Regions from separate parts of the Homo sapiens genome. Here region 2 is linked to region 1. A link is an interaction called in ENCODE POLR2A ChIA-PET data of the cell type or tissue named here. Cell type or tissue: OCI-LY7. All regions are shown on one strand. Links, peaks and the distances in the headings refer to the core of each region. The heading gives the core; the rest is flanking DNA.

Region 1 (2,500 bases), core at 1-2,500:
ATGTAAATAGCCCTAAATTTACATATTTATCAAACTTCAATATATATCAGGGATTTTATGGCCTCTGGATTTAAACCTATTACACAGCCATGGTCAACATGTCACTACAAAGCCAAAAAATGCAAAAGCATCCCAATTATCTTATATGCTGCCTAAGGAATGTCTTCTGCTCTTATGTGGGAGGGCCCCAGCTGGCTGACTTCAGCCTGCCAACACAGCTTCCAAATCTAAAGTCATATGACATTTCAATACAGAAAAATCCACAATAGTGCAGAAACCCTTCTTGGTACTCCCTTTACTATTAGATTTCACATCTAGAAACCAGCAAGAAGAGGAAAATACTTATTTTCTAGCAGATAAGTCAGTTGCTTCTCACATACTCCTGAAGATGAGCCTGAAATGACTAAAAGCTATGTGTAACAGATCAGAGTCCATTAAAAAGAAATTCCCAGGCACTAATTTTATCTGTAATATTACTTGAAGTAGGCCATCACCTAATATTGCTGAAGTTTTATGCTTGCAGCAGACTTTGGCCTATTCTGTGTATTCCCACTTTGTCAAAAATCAACTTTTAACAGTTTATATAAACAATGTATATAAACAACAGGAGCCTAGAGTATTTGGTTGGAATAAATTTATTTCATCTGTCTGTAAACAAGGTGTTTAATAGTTATGGCATTTTTTTAAATGCATATTAAATCAGATGAGTTAGACTGTATCCCAGATGTAACAAAGTGCAGGGAAAGAAATGGACAAATCAGCAACAAGATTTGTTTTTAAATCTGTACATTATCCACAAGGCCCAAACAATAGAAGCAAATACTAGAATGTCCCTAAAGTAGTGCCATTCGAAAGAAACCCTTAATAGGTCAGTTAAAATCCATCTCACAATAGCAACAGTTCATTTTAACAATAGTATGGCACAGAATACATATGAAAAAAATTCATCACAAGACAGCCAAGTCCACAATAATGCAACTTCATATAAAAACTCAAGCTGCAAATAAAAATTGGTCCTATGAAGAACAAACTGGACACACTCCAGATGGTTATGTTGGGATACCTAATGTCCATAATGGCAGCCTTTTACAATTTTACTAAAGAGTAGAGCTGGTGTGCAAAGAAAAAGGAAGAAAAATCTGAGCTATTGCAATGATGGAATGTCCCTGGGGATTCAATCAGTATGGTTACTGTAAGGTCATGGGAGGAAGTGCTTTTTGCTCTTGTTTTGCCATTGCACTCTTCATATGTCCTGTAGACACTATGAATAAAGGTTTGTCTCTGCTCAAGTGCAACAACAATACTAAAAGCAAACTACTGCAGCTCTCAATAGCTCATCAACAAAAGGGATTTTAATTGGTTAAAAAAAAACAGGCACTGCATAAAAAAAGATGGAAGCAAACCAAATGCCTATGTGCGAAGGGAGGGGGGGCGGGAAAAAGAGAAGAGTGAAGGAATGATGCATGCACTTTTTCCTCCCAACCATGCGCTACAAAAGGAAGACTAAATGAGCCAAGTAAATGCTCAAAGTGCTGAAAAGACACTGATCAGAGATTGTACAACCGGCACCTTGCTTAATATTAACTTATTTTAGTAATCAATATCCCATTAATTGCTAAGACAAAGTGATGCCCAACTTGGCATGCCCCCTCCCCCCAATTTCAAGGTATCATGCAAATCATTATTGTGCTGCAATTATGTTGCCAGATAAGGGTTGGTTACATACAGTGGTTAACATACAAATGATCCATTGGGCAAACAGGAATCATGACATTAGAAAATAGGTAAAGAAAAATTAGCTACCATCTACAGTTTGGTAGCATTGTGACCATAATTAGGGTTGTTGATGAAGACAGTTGCTAGGTAGATGGGGAGAGGCTGCTTACACATCAGACCTCCTCAGGTATAAAGCGAGTTCATATGCTTTCTTGTTAAGTGTGCCTCCGTGGACACCTTCCTTTCCCATGACTATAACCAATGCTGGAGTACACAAGGAAACAAAACAAAAGTGAACAGAATTATTTTGGGGGGGGAGGGCAGAAAGAAAGACACCTTTCCCCACCAACAGAGGGATACAAAGGAGACACAGGTTCATACCCCATCACCCTGCATTGCTAATAAAATTTCCAGAATTAAGACTTAAGCTTATAGCTAGGAAAGTTTAAGAGCAATTTTCCCCTAATACTTAACAGTCTGCCTAGCAGCTAGAACCCAGAGTCTCTCAAGTATTTTGCCATTGAGTATGCCTTCTTATTCAATCCGCCTCCATGGACCCCTTCTTTTCCCATTACAAAGACCAAGACTGAAAGAGAAAGAAGAAAAGTGTTTCAAAAGAAGTGTTAATCAAGAAAGTCACATAAGTTTTAGCAGACAGAACCCGGATTAATAAGTTAACATTAAGTTAGTTTTCCATGAACTGCCAAGCACTGAAGTCAAGTAGGTTTCCAAAAAGAACTTTCAAACTAGTAATATACTAAACAGAAAATAGTAAACTTGACTG
Region 2 (12,144 bases), core at 4,862-7,361, 180 kb after region 1:
GTAAACTTCCAGAAAATAGACTTTTAGGGATAATTGAGGCTTCACCACAAATATTTTTTATTTTAATTAGAATGGAAACAAACATACTTTTCTTCTGTGTTCAACAATCCTGGGACCAAACCAAATAACTTACTTACTTGCTCCAGGAAATTCTTGTTCCCAGAGGCTGAGAACCAATTAAATGGCTGACTTACCAAGAGTAACATCTTGTTCATTAGTACTCACTTCTATACCCTCTCCTCACTGTGCCCAACAACCCAAAGATATTGTGTTATAAACTGCCCAATCCTAGTTTCCTGCCTTGCAAGGCTTGCCATAAAAGCCATCCATCCCAGGCACTAAAATACTATAAATATCCTCTCCTGAGTTTCCCCTTTTGAGATAAAACCAAGGCTTTGTCAAGGTGGTGTTTTCTCTTTCCGCAATAGGATAAAAAGCTTAGCTTTGCTTGATCAACAGGTTTTTCTGGTAGTTTTTTGGGAAATAAACATAATCCTGTGAAAAATCTTCCCTAAATGTAGTATTCCAACTTTCTTTCTTCCACAGCAGGATGGCCTGGTGGAACATACTATTCAGTGCCCTGGGTGATCATTTAAAATATGAATTTTTCATCCAAATGTGTAGTCCACTAAAGTTCCAATAATTTCAAACCTCTGAATGATTGAGTCCTAGTTGAGAGTGGAATGAAGTAGTCCCCAAAGCTGCTGCCTCAGAATTTGGGGCCCAATAATAGGGCAATTCAACTTCCATGGGAGCTTCTGGTGCCCAGCCAAGAGCTGAGGTCTTCTGGCTTAACGTTTGTTAATTACGGTATAGTTGAGGTTTTCAGACTTCGGTGTGTATAAAATCATTGGAGAAGCTTATTTGTAATGTAGATTTCAGAACCCCATCCCCAGAGATTCTAATTCATAGACACAGAATATAGGGCCCCAGAATCCATATCTTAAGTCTATAGTCTTTTACAGACCATATTTTGAGAAATATTGAATGATTATAGGGGAAGTAAGACCCTCGTGGATGCAGGAAACTGGTTATGATGAAAATCTTTAGATAATATCTAGTAATGAGGCACAATATCCTGAAATAACACTGTTTATTCTGGGCTTTAGTTTCCTCATTTGCAAAACAGAATTGCGAAGATTTATTAACCACAAGAGTTAAAGTATATTTGGGTTCATGAGCTGCCCGATTCTCCTTGCTTGATGCTCTGCAAATAAAAACCCTCCTTTCTCTTGCTGCAAACCTCACTGTGGATGTTTGGTCTTACTGTTCCAGGCAAGTGGACCCCAGTTTGGTTCAGTGACACCCGGGGCCAGGGAATAGGCTTCTGCTATGCCGTTGATCTGTCATCCTCAGCATGTGGCTTCCACTTTCTAGTCTAAGGCTCATGCAGCCACCACTTCTGCATTCCAGGCATCAGGAAGAAGAAGGGAGAGCAAAAGACAGGAATCTTCTCCATAAGGCACTTCCCAGAAGTTGCACATGTCACTTCTACTCACATCTCATTGGCAGAATTAAGTCACGTGATTATACCTAACTAAAACAGAGGCTGGGAAATGCGGTCCTTGTTCAGAGCAGCCAAGTGTCTGGCTAACATTCAGCAAAGGAAAGCGTATCTATTATTAAGGAGAGGGGAGAGAACCAATTATTGGTTTCTGCTACATGGACGTTGTATAAAGGGCCTTAGCTATCATGTTGGAATAGTTTGTATTTAATTCATCTAGGAATTTGGAGACAATACATTGTTTAGAGGCAAAAATGTGACATTATTTTACGAATATAATCCATCTTTCAGTGATCTGTAGGAGGGACTAAAAGAAGGAAAACTTGAAGCAGGAAGGCCAAATCCGTGATGGCAACAGGTAAAGCAAGAGGTAATGTGGACAGAATTTAGCAGCAGCAGTAAGAATAGAAAGGAGACACTCAACTGAAAAAATGGAACCAAAAAATTTGGTAACTGAATTTACTGTGTGGATGAACAATGAAATGAGAATGTCAAACTTCAGTCGTGACTGCCCAGAATGGAAGAGCACAAGCTCAAATGTCTACAGAGGCCCTGTAGATAAGTAATTGGGCAAAATGGGCTCCCATATCACCCAATAGGAAGGCAGGGGGCCTTCCTGGTGCCTAGCAATAGAAAAGCTGCTCAGGCCCCTGGAGACACCACTGCTCAGACTTTGAATACCACTGGGGCCGTCTTGGGGGGCAGGGGCAGGGAGATAGGAGTCTCAAAAGAGACTCCTACAGCAGGAGAAATAAAACATTTATCAATATCTCCCACTTAAAAATCTCAAACTACCCTATTAAATGAGTATAAAACACTTATATAACCACTTCCACCCTAAGCCTCCAAGATGGATAAGGATTATAAAATAGTCAGCATTTCTACATGCCCTAACAATATCTAAGAGCTAAAATTTATGTAATGTTTTGTTGTTTTCATTTTTTTAAAATTCATTTATTTACTCATTCTCTTAAATGGGATTCCCATTTTACATGTGAGAAAACTGAGAAATAGTCATGTTAACTAACAGTCATATTGCCGGAAGGGGTAAAGCTGAGATCCTAACTCGGGCCTTTCTGCCTCATCATCCCAAGGTCTCCCACCTCTGTTACATGAATGAGCAGAAAGCGATCACTTCTGGATTGTGTGGATGTGCATGCATGCTGTCAATTTTATTGATCACAAAGAGCTAAGAATGCCCTGAGTAATCTGGAAAACACAATTGTTATGTCACTTTCAGAAAAACTGCTTCCGTGTGGATTGGTAGTCAGTGTTCCTGTAATATGAGAGTTTTCTCTTCACTTGGGACATTGAGACCTAGTGATGTTTCTGGCTTTCTGAAATCTCTTGCACATATTCTCTTGGTTGGTGTGGCAACTGCTTCTGTTGCTGCTACTGACGTACGCAGGCCTTTCATGTTGCTCACTGAACTTACTGAGACTTCTAGGTTGGCTCATGACCCAGATGCATTCCTTAAACTCTTCCCACCTGAACTCATAAACACACAAACCCTGCTTTGAGCCTCCTTCAGAGAATAAAATCTCTGTTAACCTGGAATAAAATATATCTAGTAAATAAAGAATAATGTATTACCATTGTTGATGACATAAGGAATTTTGAAACAGCCCAAACATCTCATCATAGGGTTTTATGTGCCCTACTTATGTATCATCATAAGCTTATAATGAAAGAGCTACTCAATGAAATGTTATTTATTTATTCATTAAAAAATGGTAAATGAGCAGTCAAGAAATTGAATGTGGCTGTGGTTTTTATCACGTTAAAAAAAAAAGGAAAATGGCAGGAAGGAAATATACCAACATTTTAACATTGGTTACATAGCCTGTAGCACATTTAAACAGAAAGAAATCTTGTTAAAGGAACATTTTGTGAGAACTGCAAATCAACAGAACACCAGCATCTCAGCTGTTAGATTTGGTTCAGATATTGATCAATAATAATAACAAGAGGGGTTCTTTACTTAAGACTTCATGAAGCGAATAGAAATTTGAAGAGAATGACTAAACCCATGCTTTAAAGCAAGAATTATATGCAGTCTTACAAGAGAGTGGAAAGCATGATGAAGAATCAAGTCCTGGAGTCAGACTACTAATTGCAAGGCTTTAGGAAAGTTACTTAACCTCTATGTGCTTCTATTTCCTTTTTTTAAAAAAAATGGCACGGTGAAACCCCGTCTCTACTAAAAATACAAAAAATTAGCTGGGCGTGGTGGCGGGTGCATGTAGTCCCAGCTACTTGGGAGGCTGAAGCAAGAGAATGGCTTGAACTGGGAGGCAGAGCTTGCAGTGAGCTGAGATCGTGCCACTGCACTCCAGCCTGGGCGACAGAACGAGACTCTGTCTCAAAAAAAAAAAAAATGGTGTTGTTGAGGATGAAATAAAACTACCTGGCAAACAATAAGTACTCGATAAAAGTTACTAGAAGCATTCTGACATTGATTCTCTTTCTTTTCTTGCTAAGAAAATGTTGATAAGCATTAGCCGCATGTAGCAAAAGAATGACTGTGTCCAGTGTTTGGAAACATATTTGGCACCTCCTTCTGCTTGCTTAGGAAAAGCTCCCTGAGTGATGTAGCTCTCAGTTCTTTCTTTAATCTGGGAGCTTTGTAGTCTGTCCTTTGGGTGGAAAATTAACCTCATATATGGGATCCAAAATGAAGTTAATTTCCACAAGTGGGAGGAAAAACAGACGCCATGACATTTCCTATGTAATGCCGTCACGCATTCTCCTTTCCACTGTGCAGCACACTGGGGTGGCACAGCTCCAATATGCAGCCTGCGTTATGTTAGAGGCTTGACTAGAGGGTAGGATGGAAGGGCCGCACGTGAGCCAGCTGCAGGAGGAGTAAAGTGTCAGGAGGAAAGGGACAGAGTAGGAAAGGGACAGAACAGTCACGCTCTGCCCCAAATTCACTTTGTGACGTTGGGCAAGTGGACTCACTCTGACCCTTGGTTCCTCCCCAGGCAAAATGAGGGGCAGAACTGAGTAAATTCCTCCCAACACTAACATCTATGATTCTATTTTCCCCTCCCAGTGACCACTTCCTCTGAAAGTACAGCTGACTCACGACCCCAGGCAGCTTAAGATGTGCTCCAAGCCCTTTCTCATCAGTAAAGCCTGACTAATATCAGCCTGAATTTAAGGCTGTTTAGCAATTGTCCTGCCTGCAGTTGGGGGTGAAGGAGGTGAGCTCCCCATCTGTGCAGGCTGGAGGCTCTGCATTTACCCACTGTGATCATTGCCATGGTCTATTGCTGCTTCGTCTTTAAACACTGTTTACTCTGCCTTTCCTCTCTCCCAGCATTCTTCTGAATTGGGCTGGATGATTTCTCCTTTTCCTTTTCAGAAGTTTAGTTTACCTTTAGCTTTAGCTTGGAGCTTTGGTGATGAAAGAAAAGAGATCGTATTTCCTCTAGTCAGAGCTGTATTTTCAGGGCACAGCTGCCTGGACCCACTAGAAATATAACAAGAGTACATATGAGGTCATGGTCAAATCCCATCCGGCTCCCTCCTAATAGGAGAAGAACGCAATGAGAGTTTAGTCTCCGGAAAGTCAAGCTTAGCCAGGCTTGTGGGCTGGATGCTGGGTGCTGGTGTCATAGTAGATCAGTTGAAGGGACGGTGTTTTTCCAGGTTCTGGATGGAGCTCCAATCTTTTCTCTATTTCTAAATTCTCATGACTGCCTAAGGGCTAGGAGAGGCCTTAATCTTTGATTCATGGAATGTTGGAACCAGAAGGTCTCCAAGTGCTGTCGTGTTGTGACACTGAAGCACTGTTTATTGATTCCCTGGAAAGCCCTAACAAATATGACTGGTGCAGAATGCACTTTGGAAGGCCATCTAGTCGAATTAGGAGTCTTGTAATTCCATGTTCATGTCACCTGTGCGTGTGACCAGTGTACATATATGCACAGATTTGCGCATGAAGCAGGTGACTGGGGAACGAATGACCTATTTGCCAAAGCATTTGGAATATTCACTCCAAGACAGCAATTAGCAATAAATCCAGGTCTTTGAGCTGGTAATAATATCTACATGTATACAGTATTGATTGAGCTCTTATGATATGCTAGGCATTATCCTGCAGGCTTCATAAAGATTGTATTATTTAATGTTCACTATGATCTTATCAGATTGGGGCTGCTATTCTTCACACTTAATGAATGGGGAAACAAGGCTGAGAAAATTTAAGTAAAATTTAAATTTTCCGAACTCACAAAGCTGCTCATGTTAAAAACAAAATTTAAACCAAAGTAGTCCATCTGCAGAGCTGTGCATCTATCAAAAAAACTATACTGCTCCCCTACATGTGGTCTCTGTCCCAATGACATGGTGAATACTTTTCATTTTGCAATGAATTTCACTTAGTGTAGGTTAAGAACCAGGATTTTGGAGATTTAGTACTGCCTAGATTCAATCTCAGTTCTGTCATCTGTTGTTAGAATCTTGGCCAAGTTGATTAACCTCTGTGCCTTAGTTTCCTCGTCTATAAAATGGGGATAATAATGGTATCACTCTCACAAAGTTGTGATGATTAAATGAGAAAACATAAGCAAAGGTCTTAGAACATAGTAATGCTAGCCATTCTTAACTTTTTAGCTATTATTAGTAACAAACATGTATTGATTACCTACTGTATTTCAGGTATTAGGTTCTTAGACGTAGGCAGAGGAGAGGGACAGGATATTATGGTTAATAAAAAAAGATGTTATAGAGAGGGAAAGATATATTTTAAACCAATCATGATATAAAGTGTTATAATCCATAGTGGATCACTAAGAAAGGATTGACAGGCAGAGACAAAGTTGCAAAGGGAGGTTTGGGACCAGACTTGAAAGGATACAGAAACTGCAAGTGCTAAAGGGTTGGGACTTCATCCTGTGTAGGCAATGTAGGTAACCAAGGAGCTGAGGTGTTTTTAAAATAGTGGTTGGTGGCACAATCATTTAAGGGTTTTACTAACCACTGTCTGAACCCTATTTAGTTAAAGGTGAGTATTAGAAAAAGTTCTAAGAGAACAGAAATGGTCCTTATAAAAACAGTTTTGCCAGATTTTAAAAAAATTCTGTTTGCAAGCTGATCTGTAGATTTTATATAACATTAAAATATTCTCTGTACCAAAAAAGGACTTCAAATCATTTTATATCCTGATCCCACATGCATTGTGCAAATGACTCTCATTGACTTAATACATTTGGCATCCTCTAGCATGTATAAAACATGCTTTATAAATAGTAACATAGCCCGTGCTGCCAGGGCCTCCTCTTGACTCAGGCAAAGATGACAGTGTATTCTCTTAAGAATATGAGATAATGCATGAGGCAGTTCTTGCAATATGTATGCCAGAGAAGGTTTGAGCTGGGGCATAATCTCTAGGGAATGGGAATAATTTTAAAAGTCAAAGCTATGGTTGGCTGGTTTTTACAGCAATAAACCCAACCTGTTCCACCAGTTCCATTCTGCATGGTTGATTAAGTGACCAGCATGACCAGCCAGTCATTCTCTGCTGTGTATGCCCAGCTCAAACACAGAGAGCTAAATGAAGTGGAAAAAACCCACATTAATAAAGGAAGAGCTGAGGATGTGCAAGGATTTAGCACAAAATGTTCATCACAGTGTTAATTAAAATAGTAAGGATGCCCAACATTTGGTAAAGTGTTTGACTGTTATAGTACATCTGTAAGACTCACTACTTCGCAGTTATTGAAAAGGATGATCTATAAAAGAATATAATAACACAAAGGAATTATACCACAGTAAATGATGATTTTAAAAAGAAAGCTTCTAATACTGTATGCACAATAAAATCTTATTTTTTAAAAGAAAAAAGATTCATGTTTTAATAGCTATTATCTTTAGAGGTTGAGATTATTGGGGACTTTTGTTGTATTCTTTTGCTTATGTATACTATTTAATTTTTCTATAGTGAAGATCTATTAATTTTATATCAAAAGTTAAAAAAAAAAATCTTCCCCTCTCTTCCTGCGTGTTGCCTACAGAGGGAAAGCCATCTCCTTCTTGACACCATGGCTACCCTTAGACCCCTCGTGAAGCCCAAGATCATCTAAGATGGACCAAGAAGTTTATCCTTCACCAGTCAGACTGACATATCAAAATTAGATGTACGCATATAGCAGCAACCCAGAGGCATTGACAACAGGGTGGGGAGAAAAATCAAAGGCGAGACCTTGATCCCCAACATTGGTTGTGGGAGCAAAAAGAAGCAAAACACATGCTCCCCAGTGGCTTCCAAAAATTCCTGTTCCACGATGTCAAAGAGCTGGAAGTGCTGCTGATGTGCAACAAATCTTACTGTGCTGAGATTGCTCAACATGCTTCTCCAAGAACGGTTAAAGCCACTGTGGAGAGAGTAACCCGACAGCCCAGCAGAGTCACTAGTCCCAATGCCAGGCTGCACAGCAAGAAAAATTAATAGACAGCTCATGTACACATTTTATTTGTGTTAAATAAAACCATAAATACTCTGTCATCTGGCATCCTCCCCCTTAAAAACATACAAAAAATACAAAAACAAAAACCAAGAAAATCTAAATAAAAGAATAAAATATTTGTGGGTGCTTTATACATGTTGCTCATTTAGTTCTCACACCAGTCCTATGAGATGGTGTGGCAAAAACCATCAGTGTTCTCCCAAATCCATGTGTTTCATGGCATTTCCAGACTCCTTTGCAGTCAGATTGGTCATATAAAAGACTTCCGACAGATGAAATGTAGACATGAGTTATGCACCCCCTTCCAGCCTGGCCTTACAATAGCCTACAGTGCTTTTTGCTCTCTCTCCTTCTCTTCTTCATCACACTGAAAGCAAATAACTCCAACTCGTGGCCCAATTAAAGGAGCTCAAATGTTCAGAGAGCTGCCCAGGAAAACCACCTATCTTCACCCACTTTGTGCTCCCTCTCTCTTTCTGTCATGTGAGGATACAACAAAAAGTTGGCAGTCTGCACCCTTGAAGGGGGCCCACACTTGGACCCAAGTATGCGGGCACTCATCTCAGACTTACAGCCTCCTGAACTGTGAGAAATATATTTCTGTTGTTTGTAAGCTACCCCACGTAAGAATGTTTTATAGCACCCCAAACTGTCTAAGGCAGTGCATTTACAAGATTGATATTCACAGTCATTATTGGTATAATTGCATCAACATCTAACATATTTGTGATGTTTTCTATTTGTTGCCCTTGATTTTTCTTTTTATTTTTGTCTTTCACACTTTTTCTGCCTTTTATGGTTTTAATGAGCATTTTATCTCCTTTATCAGCATATCATTTGTAGTTCTTTTTTTTTACTTTTATTTATGGTTGTCCTAGAGTTTGCAGTAGACATTTATAACAAATCCAAGTCTACTTTTAAATTACACTATACTTCTGTAGTGCAAGTACCTTATAGTAACAAAATATTTGTAATTCCTGTCTTACATTCCTTTTATCATGTTGTTGTTCATTTCACTTATACATAAGCAAGTATATATGAATACATTGTTTGTGTTATTATTTTGAACAAGCTGTTAGAACAATTAAGAAAAAATAAAGAGTTGAAGAAAGATATAACATATTAACATTAATTAAAAGAAAGCAAGAATAGCTATATATTAATTTCAGACAGAATAGACTACAGATCAAGGAAAGTTATCAGGGATAAAGAGAGGAATTACGTACTGATAAAAGGGTCGAGTCTCCAAGACAGGGCAATCCTCAGTGAGTATGTGCCTAACAACAGGGAATTGAAATATGTGAGAAAAAGCTAATAGAACCGTGCAGGAGGATTATGGCAGGATGGCACTGTAGAAAGCACCAGGAATGTGTCTTCTCACCTAAACACCAATGGCACTAGCAGAATCTGGCTAATGTAATGGTTTTGGAACTCAGGAGTCTATTGAAGACTTAAAATTTTCAGGGGAAGGCTTGGATGGTAAATGCTGGTTAATTTCAATCAATTTCTGCTGTTAGCACAGTAGCAGTTACCCATCCCCCATCCCTCAGCTCTGGGACAAGTAGCTGTGCACATGTTCCTGGAACAGCCTGCAAACAACTTGCAGAAGCCAGGTTGGGTGAAAAGGATTCTGTTCTCAAATATCCTGGATTGGTACCCTTCTGATCTCAGAGATGCAGATGAAGAAGAAGCCATTGTTGTTGCATTTCCAAGCATTGTTGCGAGTCCCTTCCCCCTTGGCTGATGTGACTTCCAGCAGAATGTAGTATACCACATTAACAAAATGAAGAAAAGGTCACGTGATCATTTCAATTGATGCAGAAAAAGCACTTGACAAAATTCAACACCCTTTCATGATAAAAACATTCCACAATGTAGGAATAGGAGGAAAAATTACCTCAACATATGAAAGTCATATGTGAAAAATTCACAAGGCACATCATACTCAATGATGAAAGACTTAAAGCTTCTCCTCTAAGATCAGGAATAAGGGAAGTATACCCACTTTTATCATTCTATTCAACAGCATACTGGAAATTCAGCAAGAGCAATTAGGCAAGAAAAAAAAAATAAAAGGCATCCAAACTGGAAAGGAAGAAGTAAAATTATCTCTGACACAGATGATATAATCTTATATGTAGAAAGCCCTAAAGATTTCTTAAAAACACTGTTAGAACTAATAACTGAGTTCAGCAAAGTAACAAACAAAACTCAATTGCATTTCAATACACTAATAATGAACAATCTGTAAAGGAAATGGACAGATCCAACAGGCAGAAAATCAGCAAGGACTAGTCCAACTCAACAACAGTATCAATCAAATGGATATAAGGGCCTCTGTAGACTACATCATCCAACAACAACGCAGTACACAAACTTCTCAAGCTCACATGGAATATTTTCTAAGAGAGACCACATTTTGGGGCATAAAACATGCTTTAATAAAAATGAAAGAATATAAATTGTACAATGTCTTCTCATAACACAATAGAATTAAACTAGAAATCTATAACAGAAAGATAGCTAGAAAATACTGAAATACTTAGAGATTAAACAACATACTTCTAAATAACACCTGGGTCAAGGAAGAAATCACAAGAGAAATTTTAAAATACTTTGAAGTAAATGAAAATGAAAACACGACTCATCAAGATTTGTGGGACGCAACAAAATCAGTGCTTAGAGGAAAATTTATAGCATTGAAGGCATATATTGGAAAAGAAGAAAGAACTAAAATAAATAATCTAAACTTCCACTTTAGGGAACTAGAAAAAGAAGAGCAATAGAAATCCAAAGTAAGCAGAAAAGAAATAATAAAAATTAGAGCAGAAATCAATTAAATGGAAAAGAAGAAATCAAGTGAGAAAATCAACAAAACTGAAAGCTTGTTTTTTGAGAAGATGAACAAAATTGAGACGTCTCTAGCCATATTAGCAAATAAAAAAAGAGAGATAATACAAATTACTAATACAAAAAATGAAAGAGGGAATATTATTATAGTTCCCATGGACGTTAAAAGGACAATAAAGAAGTACTATGAGAACAACTCTATGCCTATAAATTTGATAACCTAGATTAAATGTACCAACTCATTGATAGACTCAAGTGGCCAAAATACACACACAAGAAGGAACAGACAATCTGAATAGACATATATATATGTGTGTGTGTGTGTGTGTGTGTATAGATGTTTATATGTATACATGTATCTATACATACATATACAATATATGTGTGTCTATATATATGTATACATATATATTTAAAATTTGAATCAATAATTAATAACCTTCCAGGCCAGGTGCAGTGGCTCACACCTGTGATACCAGCACTTTGGGAGGCCGAGGCAGGCAGATCACCTGAGGCCAGGAGTTGGAGACCAACCTGGGCAACATGGTGAAACACTGTCTGTTCTAAAAATACAAAAATTAGCAGCGAGTGGTGGCACATGCCTGTAATTCCAGCTACTTGGGAGGCTGAGGCATGAGAATCGCTTGAACCCGGGAGGCAGAGGTTGCAGTGAGCCGAGATGGCACCACTGTACTCCAGCCTGAGCAAAAGAGAAAGACTCTGTCTCAAATAATAATAATGATAATTATTATTGTTATTATTAACCTTCCAAAACAGAAAGAAACAGGTCCATATGGGTTCACTGGTAAATTCTACCAAAAATTTATGGAATAAATTATACCAATTCTACAATATTTTCCAGAAAATAGAAGCAGAGGGACTACTTCCCACCTTATTCTATGAGGCCAGCATTATCCTAATACCAAAACCAGACAAAGACATTACAGAAAAACAAAACTACAGAACAGTATTTCTCATGAACATAGATACAAAAATCCTCAATAATATATTAGCAAATAGAATCCAATAACAAGAATTATACGCCACAACCAAGAAGTATTTATTCCAAGTGTGCAAGCCTGGTTCAACATTTGAAAATCAATTAATGTAATCTACCACATCAACAACTAAAGAAGAAAAATCACACAAGCATACCAATTGATGCAGGTAAAGCATTTGACAAAATCCAGCACTCACTTATAAAAACTCTCAGTAATCTAGAAATAGAAGAGAACTTCCTCAACTTAATATAGAATATCTACAAAAACCCACAGTAAACATCATATTTAATGTTGGGAAACAAAGATTCCTGCCAAG

What was found. Peaks named below come from ENCODE experiments on the same cell type or tissue, not always from the same donor. Only the 100,000 strongest peaks of a DNase experiment are listed, where the experiment ranks them.
Region 2: POLR2A ChIA-PET joins it to region 1 with 10 read pairs; 7 of 35 experiments call an interaction of 5 or more read pairs at or near these places.

The regions. Positions count from the first base shown.
Region 1 is chr3:149,964,285-149,966,784 of GRCh38, forward strand. PFN2 (profilin 2) reads right to left here. Exons shown (of 3, transcript NM_053024.4): 3 at 620-2,302. The coding sequence ends at 2,205. Among named protein-coding and RNA genes, the nearest start is that of PFN2, 5.4 kb to the right of the region's middle. In OCI-LY7, for the core only: no CTCF peak of the experiment used is centred there; a DNase peak (open chromatin) is centred at 1,177.
Region 2 is chr3:150,142,987-150,155,130 of GRCh38, forward strand. It overlaps LOC105374313 (a long non-coding RNA gene), which reads left to right. Exons shown (of 3, transcript NR_136187.1): 3 at 7,525-8,015. It also overlaps the pseudogene RPL32P9. Among named protein-coding and RNA genes, the nearest start is that of LINC01998, 67 kb to the left of the region's middle. In OCI-LY7, for the core only: no CTCF peak of the experiment used is centred there; no DNase peak of the experiment used is centred there.